Linked DNA regions of Homo sapiens: all the other regions are linked to region 5. The links are chromatin contacts, found by Hi-C in ENCODE. All regions are on one chromosome and are shown on one strand. Each heading gives the region's core, a stretch centred on a gene start or an enhancer-like site at or near the end of the contact. The rest is flanking DNA. Distances are from core to core; before and after follow the strand shown.

Region 1 (3,263 bases), core at 55-2,554, 450 kb before region 5:
TACTAATTTAGAGATGGAGAATAGATTGTATCTCATTTGTAATTTTAAAGTTATCTCAGTGTTTTTAATTGTGAGTAGATTTTTTATTACAGATTTGTAATCATTAAGAAACTTAAGAATGCAAAATTACAGCATCTTGATTCTTCTACCAATAGGTACTCAATCAAAGGTTTGATGAATGAATGAATGCAAGCCATATCTTATGGGTCATAAAGGTAGAAAGTAGGAATCTGTTAGGTGGAAAGAATATGGATTCATTTGGTAGATTATCTGCATCCTTAATATTGGTCACTGGGTAATCAAGGGCCTTCTTTGCTTTCATACACTTTATGAGAACTGAGTAACCCACAGATTACCTTAAAATTCTGCTTTATGAATAATTGGAGGAAGTGAACATGGAAATAATGTCCAAAAATAATAGTTCTTTGCTGAGCACTTCCAATTCTGATAGTCACTTTGCTACAAACTTTGCACAGTATTCTTTATTTGTTGCCACAGTCCCTCTGAAGGATATTGTGATTTTTGTTCCAATATAGTTAAGGAAGAAATTAAAGCACACGGAGTAGCTCTGACCAATTGAAATATAACATAAGCCACATATGTAATTTTGAATTTTCTAGGGGCCATATTTGAAAAAGAAAAAAAGCATATTAAGTTAGTTTTAATAATATATTTTCTTTAAACCTATATATCCAAACTATTATTATGTTGGCATGTAATCAATATAAAAATTATTACAATACTTCATAGTTTTTTTCACGCCAAATCTTCAAAATGTGGTGTACATTTATACATATAACACATTTCAATTTGGATGCTAAATCTTTAATCACAAATATTTGTTCAGTATTCAGATTTCATAAAATTTATAGTTGAAAGAGTAAATTCATATTCCAAAGTTTCTCCAAAACTAGTTAAATGTTTTCCAGTTACTAGATAAAATAATCAATTCTTAAAGTTAAATCAAAGTTAAATAAAATTAAGTAAAATTAAAGATTTAGTTTCTTTGTCACACTAACCACCTTTCAAGGACTTCATAGCCACTTATGGCTAGTGGTGGCTGCATTGAACTATGAGGTGTAGCTATTACTGCATTTGTCCAAAGTCACCCATCCGGTGTGGCCCTAGGCAAATGTGTACCTGCCACCTTCCCTGCAAGCCCAGCCACACCCACCTCTTTCACTTCACACCCTGCTACAGTGCAACCGCGCCCATTCCTCCCATTCCACCCACCTCCTCTCCTCTCTTCACCTGCAATCTGGCCATGCCCACTTCTTTCACTCCACCCACCTCCCCTCCCCTCTTGCAACCCAACCACACCCTCTTCCCACTGCACCTTCCTGCCCTCCGTGTCTCTGTTGACTCAGGTCTGGGATCTCTTGCAGTGGCATTTTTCTGTTCAATATCCAATAATACAGTGGCATTATTCTGCTCAAATGGTACTTCTCTTTAAAAGTCAGGGTTTTTAATATAGATTATATAGAATAAAATGTTAGAAATTTGATATTATAGAATCCAGCTGCCTCACTGGAAGATGAAATCCAGGCCCAAACAGGTAAATTGACTTATCTGTAGCTTCTACAAAGTTGCTGGCAGAGCAAGGGTATTTGTTCAGGTCTCAAAATGATGAGACCCACATTCTTTTTAACTACATGGTATTTCCTCCTCTTAATCCAGAAATAATGAGCTATAGTTCCAAGGTATGTGCAGAATTTTAAGTGAAACTACATAGATGCTAGCTACAAAATACAAAGTAATGTCAATAGCATAGCAAATCCTATCCAGTTTCTGGTTATCTTAGAGGAATAAATCCATTTGGAGATGAAAGCCAATTCTGTCATAGGGATTCTTGCTCCAAACTAGTTTTTTGACTTTTCTTTAAGGATTAAATACAGAGATAATGAGTTCAAGTTAATCTGTAGAGTAAAGCTATGAGCAGAACAGATGCTGTGGAGATACAGAATGCAACTGTGGGGGCTCATGGGTCCCACGGCAGAGACAACAAAGAGAAAAAAAGGGAAAATCACTTTGTTGTAATCTCTTCGGATTGAAGGGTTTATAGAATTCTATTTTGGGAACAGACATCTATCTCTGTCATGTTGCAGAAGTCTGAATCCGGAAATGTCGTGCTAGAACAGAAACAGAATCATATAATGACAAAATCTGGGTATTGATATCAGGCTTGTTGTGCCTTTTGAGAACTGTAGGACTTCGGATAATTCCCTGAGTTCCCTGAGCCTCAGTGTCCTTATTTGCAGCATGGTGGGGATTCCTCACAAAGCTGTTGGTGATGATCTAAATGAAAACTGAGTAAAAACACTGATCACAGTGCCTGGATCACTGAGGGACTGCACCTCTTTTTAATCTGTAAAATGAGGAAAATACCTGCTGCCCACCTGCATCATAGAAATTTAAGTAATTACTTCTACAAGTAGAAACATACTGTTTATTAGATTGGATTAATTCTGGGGAGACGTTTTGACACACATGACTACCCTTCAGTTCTCCACTAATAAGGAAACTAGAATATTAAATAGAACACTCATCAGGTGAACAGAGTTGCTCAAAAAGACGACTCAGTGAAAAAGCCAGTGAACCCAATGATATTCCCCAAATGAAAGCCACTGGGGGAAATGAGTGAGCCAAAAGGCAGAGAAAGGGATCAAGGACAAGGAGAGATGTAGACAAGGAAGAGGCTCCTCGAGCAGGGAAAGAAATTAAGCATGAAACTAAAGTGGCCTGTGGTTGTTAAAGGGGACTGTTTAAAGGTTTGCTTTAAAACCGGCCTGCTTTTCTGTCACTCTAAAGGTGACACTTCAGTCTGTGTCATCCTCCACTCTGGTTTTTATTTCCTTAAAGATGTTGGTTCTTTCATAGTGGCCATCCTATTTTGTCTCATTTTTGCCCATGCTGTTGAAAAGAATGCTGATGGGTTTCAAGTTAAAGATTACATGCATCTATTTCTTCCTTTTAGCTCTGAAAATTGAGTGAAGCATAGCAAATCTGTGATTAATAGAACTGGGGTAGTATCACATCTTCAGGGGCTGGCATGATGGGCATCGGAGGCTTTTGTTTTGACCTCCAGGCAAATGAACCAGTGAACAGCCCTGGAGGACTCATTTGCAAAGAAGTGGGGAATAAAAAGTCTCATCACAAATTCGTCTTCTTTTTGCACAACTATAACAAAAAGAAATGATGAACCATATATGTGTTCATCACAAAACCGTAAGGACCTTTGGAATCACCCAAGTTCACCTACAGAA
Region 2 (3,786 bases), core at 211-2,710, 480 kb before region 5:
TGTAAAATTTTGAACAAATACTACTATTAGATAAAACTTTTAATTTGAAACTAAAAGAAGTGAAGCGTATGTCTGTGTTTTAGATTTGCCTTTTTTGAACAAAAGGTTCATTCAGTCAAACATGAAGTCAACACACTCAGGAAAGTGTCAGGATTTCCAGATTGTGGGTCTTTCTTCTGATTCGAGTTGCATCAGCCACGGTTCTAAGGAGAATTCTACTCCCAAGATCAGCATTCTAGTGGAATCATAAAAGGTCCCACACCACCATCAGTGAACTTAGGATCTCCATGGGGATGTTTACCCAAAACTCAAACTGAAAAATGTAACCTTCCAGCCAGGCACGGTGGCTTACACCTGTAATCCCAGCACTTTGAGAAGCCGAGGCAGATGCATACTTGAGTCCAGGAGTTCAAGACCAGCCTGGGCAACATGGTGAAATCCTGCCTCTACTAAAAATACAAACATTAGCCAGGTGTGGTGGTACACACATAGTCCCAGCTACTCGGGAGGCTGAGGTGGGAGCATCACTTGAGCTCAGGAAGTCGAAGCTGCAGTGAGCTGAGATCATGCCACTGCACTCCAGCCTGGTGATAAAGTGAGACCCTGTCTCTAAAATAGAATAAAATAAAAATAAAAATGTAACCTTCAAATTCCTTCCCATTCTCAAATAGAGATGGAATTTGTCACTCTCAGAATTTACCCTGGTCATTTCTCGGTTCTTGCTGTCTGCCCCAAGACAGACCACACTGATGTGGTTCATACCAGTTCTGCAGTGTTGAGCGACCAACAACATTCTGTGGGTGACGAGATGCCACCTGCTGGCTTTTTTCTTTCTGCATATGTGGATGTTTACACCTGCCCGATCATGCAAGACAGACCACACTGATGTGGTTCATACCAATTCTGCAGTGTTGAGCATCCAACAACATTCCAGACTGTTTCTGGAAGCTGTGGGTGACGAGATGCCAGCTGCTGGCTTTTTTCTTTCTGCATATGTGGATGTTTACACCTGCCTGCCCATGCAACTAGCTCCTCGTGGCATGGCGTGGCCATTGTCTCACTATGATGAGGAGTCACTGAGACATTTTCTGTCTCCAAATATTCTCATCAGTTAACAGTTAAAGAGAGCTGAAGAGCTGACTAAATCTCAACTACTGAGGCCAAAGAAATGTATGACTTATCTATCAATAAAGGACCCTAAGAGGTGGAATCAGGCTTACATCTATGTAAACTCACTGAGAAAGCCGTGTTGTCATTGCTGTTCTTGGTCTGTGCCTGCTTTTATTCAGCATGCCACTTGGTAATGGAAACTTGAAGAAATGATACTACAAATAAGTGATATTGAGGATGACAGTCTGTTCATTTTTAAAGGGCAAAATGGCAAAAAGGATGCATTTGTCCTTTCAGACCTCTTCTCACAATGGACAGCAGGGGGCAGTGCTAATATAGGGAGAGTTTAGCATCAGGTAAACAAGTGGTATCGGCCTTCAAAAGTCAGATGCCTTCGTGAGCCACATAGCCTTTCACATTTGAAATACTCTAACTCACTTTTCCTCCCAAGTGTCATTTATTCATCCTTCACGGCCCAGGTCAAATAGCTTAGACTCTGAGAAGCCATATGGAATCCCCCTGACTGAATTACGCTCCCTCTCTCTTGGCTATGGGTTGCTTATGTGTGTCGCCTTACCATCTCCCCCCAGATTCACATGTTGAAATCCTAACTCCTTAGACGGTGGTATTAGGAGGTGGGGCCTTATGGAAGATGGTTAGGTCATGAGGGCAGAGCCCTCAGGAGTGGGATTAGTGCCCTTACGAAACAGGCTCAAGGGAGCTCATTTGCTCCTCCTACCATGTGAGGACAAACCAAGGAGATGCCATCTGTGAACCAGGAGGCAGGCCCTCACAGACACCACACCTGCCGACGCCTCGATCATGGACTTCCTGCCTCCAGAACTGTGTGAAATTAATTTTTGTTGTTTATAAACCACCCAGGTTATGGTATTTATTATAGCAGCCTGCATGGACTAAGACACTGCCCTTCCACAGTATTGCAAATAAAACTCTATTATAGAAAGTCTGTTGTATACTGGCCAGGCACAGTGGCTCATACCTGTAATCCCAGCACTTTGGGAGGCTGAGGCGGGTGGATCACAAGGTCAGGAGATCAAGACCATCCTGGCTAACATGGTAAAACCCCATCTCTACTAAATACACAAAAATTAGCCAGGCATGGTGGCGGGCACCTGTAGTCCCAGCTACTTGGGAGGCTGAGGCAGGAGAATGGCGTAAACCCGGGAGGCGGAGCTTGCAGTGAGCTGAGATCAAGCCACTGCACTCCAGCCTGGGTGGCAGAGCGAGACTCCGTCTCAAAAAAAAAAAAAAAAAAGGTCTGTTGTATATTGTTGTGTAGCTCTTTTCATTCATGACTTACCAAAGTCCCGAGCACCTACCTGCTAGTTCATCTATGTACTTACTGATAAATGCATATACCCTGAATGTGGCCAGACTACTGCTACTATTTCTACTATTAGTAGCTAACCAGTCACTTTAAAGTACTGATAAAATATCACTGCCCATAATAATGTTTGGCATCCCACTGTTGACACAAAACAGCACTAAGCCACTTCATAGTTTAACTCCAATTAACACATCATTAGCCAGATTAACACAATAGCTTCTAGTGATTAATTTTTTTTCTTTTTGAGATGGAGTCTCACTCTTGCCTAGGCTACAGTGCAGTGGCACGATCTCGGCTCACTGCAACCTCTGCGTCCTCAGTTCAAGCGATCCTCCTGCCTCAGCCTCCCGAGTAGCTGGGATTACAGGCGTAAGCCACCATGCTCAGCTAATTTTTGTATTTTTAGTACAGACGAGGTTTCACCAGGCCAGACTGGTCTCGAACTCCTGACTCCAAGTGATTCTCCTGTCTCAGGCTCCCAAAGTGCTGGGATTACAGGCATGAGCCACCCGGCCTGATTTTCTTTCTAGTAGTAGCCTATGACCTGTTTCGGGCAACCTTTCTCTGAGGGAAAGACACAGAAGCATGGCTGGCTCGTAGAGTCACTACTGTCAATCCCTTTTTCCCGCCCTACTGTTGGCGTAGACACCTTGGAGACATTGTGAACGTGTTGAAATTCTCCAGGCCTTCTCACAGGATTGGCACCAATTGCTTTCAATGAATTACGAACAGGAAATGCTCAAAACAATACAATTGTTTCTTCCTTTGCTAGAGAACTCAACTTTCACTCTTCCGCATGTGGAAAGCACAATTCCACGAATGACTGTAATAAATAGAATATGTGTTTATAGATACTAGGAGATCCCCAGCGGTTCTTTCCTTCTAGTTTTAGAATCTGGCCACATAGATCATTATAAACTGCAGCAATAAGACTGAAGTCAGTTTTCCATCATGTGTAAAACCAGTAATTGCATGTGTGTGTGTGTGTGTGTCTGTGTGTGTGTGTGTGTGTCTGTGTGTGTGTGTGACTTGAGTGATCCCAATGCTGCTTTATAAATGATAGAACATAGCCTTTGTGGCTTCGGAAGACTCATCATGAATCTTCCCTGGGCCAGCTATATTTTTGCATAGAAAGTGTATGAAATTGAAATTCACATCTCTTCCCTTTGGATATACTGTAATTTTCAAACTGAAGGTCATTTGCCAATTCAGCAGTTCCTGCTTCAGTGCCTTGTGACATCAGGCAGGATGCTGTCTGAAGAATGATCAGAGAGATCCTGTTGCACCACACATAATAAAGCTTTCAATCCATAGCTGAGCTTTTCCAA
Region 3 (3,480 bases), core at 151-2,650, 360 kb before region 5:
TCCCTCCCATACCACCATGTTGTAAACCTCAAGCATATCCAATAAAATTTACTTTAAAAAAGAAAAACATCCCATGAAATTTTTATACATGGGAGTTTATATAGTAAAGGGGGCCAAACAGCTAGACATCAAGAAATGCCCATACTTTGGATGGTATTGTCTGGTTTCCATTCAACCATTAGTTATGAGATAGAATCAAGCCAAAGAAAACTTATTTGTGGTTTATTTTCCATTTATAAAACCAGATGCACACTCTTGTTTCTCTGAGCTGGTCGGAGATGTTGCAACTTGAATAGGCATTTCTAGGATACCATGGAAATGCACAAAGTAAGTGTAATTGCTACCAGTCCCTTTGGTGCACATTTTTGAGGAGGCCATGGTTAGGGAGCAACACAGCCTAGTGGCCACAGTACAGACTGGTTCTCAGGGTCATGGTTCTTCAGGGCTGGGGCTCTTCCAGTGACTACTGTGTACCCTTGAGTATGTCACATACAGATGACACAGAAATGACAATGAAAATATCACTACTTATTAAGTAGTGATTCCACCTACAAATGTGGGGGAAGGAAAATAGAAACTCCCCAACCTTTCAAATTGTCCTGCTTGCCTACATCTAACTCAAAAAGATATGTGTAAGTTTATGTAATTAGAAGGCCAAACGCCAGTGGCTCATGCCTATAATTCCAGCACTTTGGGAGACTGAGGTGGGAGGATAGTTTGAGGCCAGGAGTTCAAGACCAGCCTGACCAACATCACAAAACCCCATCCCCACAAAAAATACAAAAATGGTGGTACATGCCTGTAATCCCAGGTACTACTTGGGGGGGTGTTGGGGGTGCTGCATGCAGCATGAGAATCGCTTCAACCCGGGAGGTGGAGGTTGCAGTGAGCCGAGATCATGCCACTGCACTTTAGCCTGAGCGACAGAGTGAGACTGTCTCAAATATATATATATAATTAGTAACTCCATGGTTTAAAATAGAGATTTATATACTGGAGATAAGATATCATGGCAGAGGAAAGTTAATACTTTCAAAGGAAATGAGACACTCAAAAGATTACATTATTTTACAGAAATTTGTAAGAACACCAGCACCATAGTTGTTATTGTTACCTGGGGAGCAACTTAAAATGAAAGCTGTCTCCAATGACAAATCAGAATCTTTTTTTTTTTTTAATATCAGAGCAGAATACAAACCAGAGAAGCTTCCTTCACATTCCTTTGAGATTGACCATGAAGATGCTGATAAGGATGAAGTAAGTAAATAGTTGAAAGTGAGATGTTTAAAACATGAGGATAATTAGTTTCTGTCTTGCACTGAAAGTTTCGAGTTCTGACCGGTTTGTTGTAAGCTGTAGTAGCTGTTGGTGGTAGGGCTTTTAGTCAAAATGAGTCACGTTTGTTTTGAAATTGAACATGCTTATTTAAGATGAGTCAAAGAGAGGAAGAGGAGTCTCTTTTTTAAATGCAGTGTCTAGGATCTAGGATCCACAAAAGATGGCTGTCATGCTACTATGCCTTTCCTACAGGATACCACTTCCCACTCGTCTTCCAAGGGGGGTGGAGGAGCGGGAGGAACTGGTGTTTTCAAGTCCGGCTGGCTCTACAAGGGGAATTTTAACAGCACCGTGAACAACACCGTTACTGTTCGGGTAAGGAGATATCAAGACTCATCTTTATCTCTGTCACCCTTCTTAACACTCCCTCCTCTGGTCACAGCACAGAAGAGAGCCATTTGCATTGAGTTTATGTTTCATATAATATTTTATTTATGAGGAAGTAGGATGCTCTTCTCTAGAAAAATGTCCTAGAAATATAGCACTCCTGAAGGAATTAGAATAATTCTAATTTCTATGAGTAATAGCACATTACAATTTGAATATCTCCTTATATCTTTTCCTTTATTTAGTCATTCAAAAAGCGCTACTTCCAGCTGACTCAGTTACCAGATAACTCCTACATTATGAACTTTTACAAAGATGAGAAAATATCCAAAGAACCCAAAGGATGCATCTTTTTGGATTCCTGTACAGGAGTGGTGCAGGTGAGTAGACATCCCTTTTCCTCCTTGGGATTTTTTTTTATTTGAAAAGTATATTTAACAAATATTCATGGAGTATCTGATATGAGCCAAGAGCTGCTCTAGATTCTAAGAATTCTGTGAAAAACAAGGCAGCCTGGATCTCTACTTTCACAAATCTTACTTTCCAGAGAGAAAGAAAAACAGGAATTAAGCAAAGACATGAATAAGCAGAATGGAATCAGCTGGTAAATTTTTCAATAAAGAAAATAAACAGAGAAACAAAAGGGAGACAGAAGAGTGGTGAGGTTGAAAAGGAATATTAATACTCAATAAGGGAGAAGAGCATTTTTGAAGAGAGATCATTTGATCTACAGACCAAAGAATGAGCAGAGGGCCAGGCGCAGGGGCTCACACCTGTAATCCCAACACTTTGGGAGGCCAAGGCGGGTGGATCACTTGAGGTCAGGAGTTGGAGACTAGCTAGGCCAACATGGTGAAACCCCATCTCTACTAAAAATACAAAAATTAGCCAGATGCGGTGGCACAGGCCTGTAATCCCAGCTACTGGGGAGGCTAAGGCAGGAGAATCACTTGAACCCAGGAGGCGGAGGTTGCAGTGAGCCGAGATCGTGCCACTGCACTCCAGACTGGGTGACAGAGAGAGACTCTGTCTCAAAAAACAAACAAACAACAAAAAAAGAATAAGCAAAGGCAGCAAGTTCAAAGGCCCTGCGGCAGGGGCAAGTCTCAGATATTCAAAGACAAGCAGATAATTAGCACCCATGTTTGCTGCCATGTAGAGAACCCCTGAGATAATGAAATTCAGTAAAATAATATGCAAATGACATGGTATTAACATACGCACTTCAAATATGTTATTTTATAATTAAGTAATAATGATAGAGTAAGTTGACAGTGTACATATGCAGCATCTTTCTTCTAAGAGGTGGCTGTCTTCAAAGACAAGGATTCCACTGATTCCAGAGAGTCTAATTTCAGAAGCAGACATAGTGCTTTTAACAAATAATGTTCTCTATAAGCTCTTGGTCTTCAAATTATTGTCCTTAGTATGAAATTCAGCACGGGCCACTGTGGCAAAGGGAAGCAGAATAATTCCATAGACCCCATTTGGACATTTGGCTTTCGAATCGCTGCTTCCTACTCTGATGAAATAACTGACCTTATTCCCTTTTATGTAATCATGGGAGCAATCAAAAGTGTTTTAGCAACCTTCCCTCAAATTTCACAATGGCACTGGCTCACTGAGGTCCAGGACTCTATTTCTGGTCACAGGCCAGTAGAGAAGTACTTTCTGTTACCCTCAAACCTCAGCATTCACCTAGCTTGTTACGAGCTGAAATTACATCACAGACCACTCCTGGAGGCCCTTGGATATGTGGATGCAAGTAGAGTTCTCTCCAGTCATTTAGTCCCGGCCTATTTCTGGATGGTTTAT
Region 4 (3,665 bases), core at 810-3,309, 480 kb after region 5:
TTTAAAGTTACACATAATTAACCAAAGTGTGTGAGATAGGAATCAACGTATCAATGTTAATATCCTGATTGTGATATTATACAATGGTTTTGCAAAATGTTACCATGAGGAAGACTTGGCAAAGTGTAAAAGAGACCTCTCTGAATCATTTCTTAACAACTGCATGCCAGCCTACAATTACCTCTATTACAAATTTTAATTTAGAAATGTGATTGAGACAGAAATGGATGCAGGGATTCTGGCACATTTTCATAATAATCTGGCTTCACCCACATTTCCCAGTTATTTCTCCAGTAGTTTCTTGAATGACTCCCTTCCATCTGGAAGAGGATACTCCCAGCTTTTCAAACACACTGAACGAGCTCATTCACACCTGTGGGCTTTCCCCCCTCCTTTGAATTGTTCCCAGCTCCAGCCCACACCGCCCTGACTGGACCAAGCACAATACTGTCACTGAAACAGTTCTTAGCATGTCTAAAAGTCACTTGGCTAGTAGTTCATCCACTCGTCAACAAAATTTATTGAGTAACTGCTATATGTGTGGTATGGCTCTAGGCACTAGGGATAGAGTGAGTTGGAAACAATATTGAAATTAGTTTCTCTTCCCTGGTCTCTGGGAGTATATTCCAATGAGAGAGAGTAGAAGAAAACTAGCAAGAAACAAGGTAAAAAAAAAATCAATTCATGATGAGGGTTATGAAGGAAGTCATAGGTTAGAGGGGATAAAGTGACTTTATCTCAAGTGGTCAGGGGAGGCTTCCTAGGGGAGAGGACATTTGAGTTGTGACCTCAAGTGTAAGGATGCAGACAACATAGAAGATCCTGGGACAAAAAGCATTTCAGGCACAGAGAATAAGAAAGTTACCCTGTAACTGAATATAAATATTTGGTATGACTGTAAAATAATTAAACAGATGCTCATTTTTGTAGACTGTTTGCTCCTTATTTTAGGACCAAGCCTCCCATAGCCTGTTTCCCTCTATGAGAGACTGAGAACACCCTTAGGCTGGTCCAGATTTTACACTTTTCAGAGCAACCCCTTCCCCAACACACACGTGCACACTCTGGCACGGCCACCTGCATGCCAAGGGGTGACTGCAGGCTGATCTTCCAAGTGGCTCTCATCAGTAGCTGTACCCTTAATCCAGGGCTGTGTATAGGGAGATTTACATTTCTTCCTCGCTGTTGGGGCCGTCTGCCTGCTAGCGACGATTCTACACTAACGGCTACATAAATTACTGTCATTAAAGTTGGGTCCTTGGGTCCCCAGAAACCTAACTAGAGGCAAAGGAGGAACCAACTAAGAGAGGTCCAGGTAACAGAGCCCGGAGCGGGACGGTCATTTGTTGCAGGCCCCTGGGGTATGTGCCTGTCTATCGCGCACCGGGTCCCAGCAGCAGTGGTTACCGGCTGAGAAGGGCTGGGTTCCCAGGACGCTGCGGGTACCTCATGCTATCACCATAGCCGGGAATCCAGTTTTCTGGTTCCCCTCGTCTGTATTTGCCTAAGGCGACTTGCCGCCGTTCCTCTGTCCCCTAGGCAGGGAGAAGTCAGCTCTAGGACACCCTGCAAAACGCCTCGAGGGGTTATCTGCCCCTTCCCGGCCGCGTCCTGGCACCGTTTCCCCATCACCCGGAGGACTGAGCGCTGTCTCAGGGCGCCCTCTGTCTCTTCCAGGGGGCAGCCAAGACGACATGCCCTGCGTCTCAGGGACGCGGTACGAGCCCTGGTATTCCCCCCGCCACCTCACACACCCCCATCCGGGAGACCCACGTGCAGCTGGGCCCGGGCTGGCGCCGCACCTCGGGGTCTGCGCGTCTCCCCGGCGCGTTCCGGGCGCAGCCCCACGACACGGACCCCTGGCGGGGCGGCATCCGAGAAGTCGCAGGCGGAGAGGGGGCGTCCTGGAGGCCGGGCGCGGGGACGCTGCGGCCCGCGGCCACACAAAGGAGGCGGCGGGAAGGCGGGGCAAGGCGGGCCGGGGGCGGGGGCGGCAGGAAGGGGCGGGGGCCCGCGCGGCGCCGCCGATAAAGCCCCCGCCGCCGCGGCAGCCAGCTTGCGCTGTGGGGCTGCCCGGGCTGCGCGGCGTCTGCAGGCGCCACCGCTGCCTCTTTCCGGCTGTGACCCTCCTCGCCGCCGCCGCTTGGCTGCGTCCTCCGACTCCCCGCGCCGCCGAGACCAGGCTCCCGCTCCGGTTGCGGCCGCACCGCCCTCCGCGGCCGCCCCCTGGGGATCCAGCGAGCGCGGTGAGTACAGGCTGCGCGGTGAGTCCCGGGCGCGGCCGGCGCTGCCCTCGGCGGGGGACGCTCCCCGGGGCTCCGCGCGCCACCGGCCCTGCTCCCTGACCTTGCGCCCGGCCGGGAAGCTGCGGGGCCAGCGGGACCCTGGGGCGCCGACGTCGGGGAGCAGAGAACTTTCTCAGCCTCCCGCGGGCCGCCTTGGCCGGGGCTGGGTGCTCGCCGGGCATCCCGGTCCCGCCCGCCGGGAGCCCCGAGCGGGACCCGGGCAGGGCAAGGCGGGGCCGCCCCGGGGTGGCGTCCAGTGATACCCGCAGCTGGGAGCACCGGGGCCGGCGTGGCTCCTGCCCGGCCATCCGAGCCGGCCCTGACCCTGAACCTGAGGTTTCCAGCTGCTCGCCGGCAACCCCTACCCCGGACTTAGGCTGCGCGCCGCCGGATGGGGAGAGACTGGCGCACTCTTACTTGTTACCTCTGCCTGGGCAGAGGGAGGTGACGCGCGGTGTGGGGAAAGCCTTTAACTTGGCCTCTGGCAGCCGATTTAACCCGAGCGAGCAGGTCTTTGCTATTTTCATCATCTGTAGAAACGGGAGTTGCGAGGCGGATGAGTGACTGCAGGTAAAATGAAAGTACGGTACTCAGAAATTCTGGAAGGAATTAGGCATTTAATGTGTCCACAAACTGAGCGGGGAAGGAAGGCTTCTATTACATAAGACAGCACTCCACCTTCAGGTATTATGGAAGATGCTGTTGAAGGTTTTAGTGTTTTAATGAACGAAACACATTCTTTGTGTGTGTGTCTCTGGAGAAATCTCGAATGCTGCTGTCTTGCTTTGGCTACTTTGCAGGGGACGTTCTTATATTTAGCATCAGCATAAAAAGGTGTTCGAAGGTGTGACTTCCTCTTTCAAGCCAAGAAGCCGTTTATTTGTCTGAATTGTTGTGGAACAATATATGTGATAATTGTGTACTTTGAAGATTTTATATCAAAACTTGAGCACAGATAACTGGAAGAATTGTCAACATTGCTAATTTGTATATCCTAAACCACACTTCGAAAATTGAAGACAGTTTCAACACTATCTGAAGGTCTAAATCAGTACTTATTTGCTATTTGCAGTATTTCAATAGAAAAATTTTTGGCTATGCAAATGAAGGTACTAACCTGAGTAATCTAAGGTTTCTTTTAACCCCCAAATTTTGATTCTTTGTTAAAATAATGTTTGAAAATATCGTACCATGCAGGGCAATTACTGAAGGTCATGAAAATGTCATCGTATTTTATTCTAAAAACAAAAATGAATCTATGCAGAAAATTTCCGTGTCCCATGAACTTCATATTAGTTTAATTTTAAAAGTACTGTCTCCAAAAAAAGCTAATTTTCACTTCCACACAAGGGTGATTAAATACCAGTCAGAGATTGTTTG
Region 5 (3,398 bases), core at 190-2,689:
TTTTTCTTGTTAAAATTTTTCAGACCCCTGAGAAGGATTGTTTTTTTGAGACGGTGTCTCACGCTGTCACCCAGGCTGGAGTGCAGTGGCAGGATCTTGACTCACTGCAAGCTCCGCCTCCCGGGTTCATATCATTCTCCTGCCTCAGCCTCCCAAGTAGCTGGGCTACAGGCTCCCGCCACCACGCCTGGCTAATTTTTTTGTATTTTTTAGTAGAGATGGGGTTTCACTGTGTTAGCCAGGATGGTCTCGATCTCCTGACCTCATGATCCGCCCGCCTCGGCCTCCCAAGAAAGATTTTAAGAAAATTTTTACTGTGGTGGAAACTCTGAGCTTTTTAGTAGTGGCTAAGTCCACCAGGTTTTTTGACACCATATCATATGCTTCTCTACCAAATTTATCAGTAATATTTTTATATCTAGAAATGTTTATCTGTACAATTTACTAATTCATATGTTACTGGTGCTGTTTTAGAAGTGTAGTCAGTTACTGGTATCATGGAAAGTATTGAGAAAGTTCTTTAAACTTCGATCTAATTATAATTAGACTTTTTTTCCCCCACTATGATTCTGCAGTAGAAACTTTTTACTACTTTTCTGCTCATTTAAAATTTTTCTATTTCTGTCTTCATTGTGTTAAACCTTTTTAAATCTGTATTTATTTCATGATTTGAAAGTGAACTCTGAAAATATTTTATTACTTGTTAATAGAGGATTACCTTAGTGATTAAATTTGGTAAGGCAAGTTCTAACATGTTCTGACAGACTTGTCATAGAGTTATTTGCCTCTTTTTTTTTTTTTTTTAATTTTAAATGTGAGTTTAACTTTTCAGGGTTTATCTCTAGCTTACTAGCAGAATAAGTATTTAATATTTATAAAGATTTTTTTAACCCTGTTTACATTTGTCTTTTCGTATTCTCTTTTACAGTAGTAGACAAAAACAGTTACAGATGTTCTTAGTATGAGGATAAGAAACTGAAAGAAGAACTATTTAAGAGTTTGATTAACCAGCTTGACAGTTAGCTTAAAAGACCAACTTTCACAGCAATTCACACATTGTTAAACCTTTTTTTTTTTTCCTAAATAAATAGCTACTGCTGGCCATATGTGGGACCAGGCAGAGGATAGATGAATAAGTACTAATAAATAACTATCCTTGGTCTATTAGGAGTAGTAGTAAAAGTACTGAACTACTTTGAGAGGCCGAGGCGGGTCAGGAGTTAGAGACCAGCCTGGCCCAACATGGTGAAACCCCAACTCTACTGAAAATACAAAAATTAGCCGGGCATGGTGGCACATACCTGTAATCCCAGCTACTAGCGGGGCTGAGGCAGGAGGATCACTTGAACCTGGGAGGCGGAAGTTGCAGTGAACCGAGATCGTGCCACTGCACTCCAGCCTGGGCAACAGAGCGAGACTCTGTCTCAAAAAAAAAAAAAAAGAAGTATGAAACTACTGGACTTTAAAGCAAACATGTTATTAAAAGCTCCCTTAAACTTTGTAATAGAACCAGAGGACTTTTGTATTTATATTTATACTAAGCTTTCAGAGTTGAATGTGACCCAAAGGTTAGTTTTAGAATTTGTTCTCAAACACCTGTTTACTCATAGTTACAAATGAAACATTAGATAGGAATGATAAAATAACAATTTTTAAGTTGTTTCTTTCCTTGGGTGCACCATTGATTTTGCCTAGAACCCATTTATCCTAGCTTGCTTTTCTGTAACATAATGACTATTAAAAATATTTACTAAACTTTTTCTTGCAGGTAAATTAAGTAGTAAGAGTTAAGTTGTTTTTTGGACTTAATTTTCACATTTGTTTTTATTTTAACTTTTTATTTGATTTGTTTGTAATGCCACTCCCTGAGTAATGAAACTATTTAGCGCACTTTAAGAGACACCCCTTGACTTTGCATAGGTTTAGCTTCAATAGGAACTGTATTTTTGCATTGTGTGTCTTGACACCTTTGAGCATACTTTTATGTGCTGAATTTGATTTCTTATACATCATTTAACTATTTAGATATGTTGGTAGGGTGAAGAGGAAGAGGCACATCTTTGCCAAGATGGTGGAAGTAGTAATATCTGTGGTCTTGTAGGGCCAAGCATTTTGTTTGTTGGTGTCCTCGTGTCTTCTGGGCATGCAAAGAGCCCTAGGTCTTGAGTAAGCATTTGCAGGAGTTTTCCATGGAGGTCACCTGGTTGAGCTTTCCTTTTCTTGTGGCTTAGAAAGACTCCATCTCTCTCCAGTCCAACTCCTGGAGACCTGCCTGTCCTAGTTGATGTTTTAAAACTGGTGGTGCTTTTGTATTTTTTTATCCAGCCTTTATAGTTGTTGGCAGGGAAGTTGGTCTTAAAAGCTATTTATTTTCAGGACTAGAAGTGGAAATGAGTGGAATAGCATTGTGAGATAGATGTTATGTTACAAATGAAGTGCTTATGTTACAAATGAAGTTGGTTTATCAAGCTTACTGTATGGATGAAGTCAGATGCAGAACCAGCTGTGAAAAGGGGGGCATGAGGTGGGTCCCCACCATTGGCTCCTGTCTCTCACCACAGGTCCACCTAGCTTGTGAAAGTTTTTGCTCATTGCAGGCCTGCTTGGCCAAGGAATAGCAACCCTTGAGAGAGAACTGTAAATAGAGATTTAAAATGTGGTTTATCTCTGTGGTGATGAAACTCACATCCCTTTATGTAAACATAATGCTTGACTCACATTAGGCTTTCGAACATGTTTTTCAGAACATTTTATATTTAAAATGCCTGTTTTTGGCTTTAAAAAGGCAAGTAGAAAAAGCCACCAACTTTCTATCTCTGCTAAGGTCTCTTTAGTAGATAAGTGACTAATGTCAAACTCATACTACATTTTGGTCACTACATTTTGGTCAAAGCCTGGGATTAAGACATTTTAAAATCAGTCTTTAATTTTTTTTTTTTCTCTTTTGGAATGATTTTTAAAATCTTGTTCATACTTTGAGTTTGCTAGTTAGAGGTAACCGGAGCTGGGACTTTTAAAAAATCTTAAAAAATAGACACATAAAAATTAAAACCTCACAAGAATTTAAATGATATTAGAATCATATCATGTGCATATCACAAGTTTACTGTGAATATATGTGTGCATTTCTGTTTAACATATGCACACAAATACTCAAGGGTTATGCATCTGTACCCTTAATTGTACTTGATGGTAATTAATCATACATGTCAGACATTTAATATAAATGATTATTTAGTATTACTATTAATAGTTTTATAGAGCCACACTTAAGTTTCTGTGTTTCTTCTCCATTTATTAGCTCTTTTTTATCTATAATGAAATTTTAGGGTTATCAAGTTTTTCTTAATATTATATGTCATTTAATTATCATCACACATCTTGACAGTCTCAAGTTG

Evidence for each region. Hi-C counts contacts between places; a loop is a spot of excess contacts on that map. Pooled maps may share reads with other maps.
Region 1: a map with no recorded cell type shows a loop between it and region 5 (5-fold over the local background). The contact joins two enhancer-like sites. A Hi-C loop is called at or near these places in 2 of 37 single-sample maps with no recorded cell type and 2 of 50 pooled maps.
Region 2: a loop to region 5 is called in a map with no recorded cell type, with 5 times the contacts of the local background. The contact joins two enhancer-like sites. A Hi-C loop is called at or near these places in 2 of 37 single-sample maps with no recorded cell type and 4 of 50 pooled maps.
Region 3: a loop to region 5 is called in a map with no recorded cell type, with 8 times the contacts of the local background. The contact joins two enhancer-like sites. A Hi-C loop is called at or near these places in 5 of 37 single-sample maps with no recorded cell type and 3 of 50 pooled maps.
Region 4: a pooled map shows a loop between it and region 5 (3-fold over the local background). The contact joins the promoter of SERPINE2 here to the enhancer-like site in region 5. A Hi-C loop is called at or near these places in 1 of 168 maps with a recorded cell type or tissue (naive thymus-derived CD4-positive, alpha-beta T cell), 1 of 37 single-sample maps with no recorded cell type and 6 of 50 pooled maps.

Annotation. Positions count from the first base shown.
Region 1 is chr2:224,969,357-224,972,619 of GRCh38, reverse strand. All of the region lies in intron 1 of DOCK10 (dedicator of cytokinesis 10), which reads left to right. Among named protein-coding and RNA genes, the nearest start is that of MIR4439, 40 kb to the left of the region's middle. Within about 2 kb of position 1,304, at least 5 of the 41 ENCODE cell types and tissues checked have a DNase peak (open chromatin) inside an H3K27ac peak, as active enhancers do.
Region 2 is chr2:224,999,890-225,003,675 of GRCh38, reverse strand. All of the region lies in intron 1 of DOCK10 (dedicator of cytokinesis 10), which reads left to right. Among named protein-coding and RNA genes, the nearest start is that of MIR4439, 8.8 kb to the left of the region's middle. Within about 2 kb of position 1,460, at least 6 of the 41 ENCODE cell types and tissues checked have a DNase peak (open chromatin) inside an H3K27ac peak, as active enhancers do.
Region 3 is chr2:224,884,236-224,887,715 of GRCh38, reverse strand. DOCK10 (dedicator of cytokinesis 10) reads left to right here. Exons shown (of 56, transcript NM_014689.3): 5 at 1,185-1,257; 6 at 1,531-1,653; 7 at 1,911-2,045. Among named protein-coding and RNA genes, the nearest start is that of MIR4439, 120 kb to the left of the region's middle. RefSeq lists an enhancer at 1,494-1,543. Within about 2 kb of position 1,400, at least 4 of the 41 ENCODE cell types and tissues checked have a DNase peak (open chromatin) inside an H3K27ac peak, as active enhancers do.
Region 4 is chr2:224,037,680-224,041,344 of GRCh38, reverse strand. It overlaps SERPINE2 (serpin family E member 2), which reads left to right and starts at 2,059. Exons shown (of 9, transcript NM_001136528.2): 1 at 2,059-2,246. It overlaps LOC124907991 (a long non-coding RNA gene), which reads right to left and starts at 1,943. Exons shown (of 2, transcript XR_007088103.1): 1 at 1,803-1,943. RefSeq lists a silencer at 1,599-1,893.
Region 5 is chr2:224,519,477-224,522,874 of GRCh38, reverse strand. The region is part of intron 3 of CUL3 (cullin 3); the gene reads left to right. Among named protein-coding and RNA genes, the nearest start is that of CUL3, 64 kb to the left of the region's middle. RefSeq lists a silencer at 1,148-1,217. Within about 2 kb of position 1,439, at least 5 of the 41 ENCODE cell types and tissues checked have a DNase peak (open chromatin) inside an H3K27ac peak, as active enhancers do.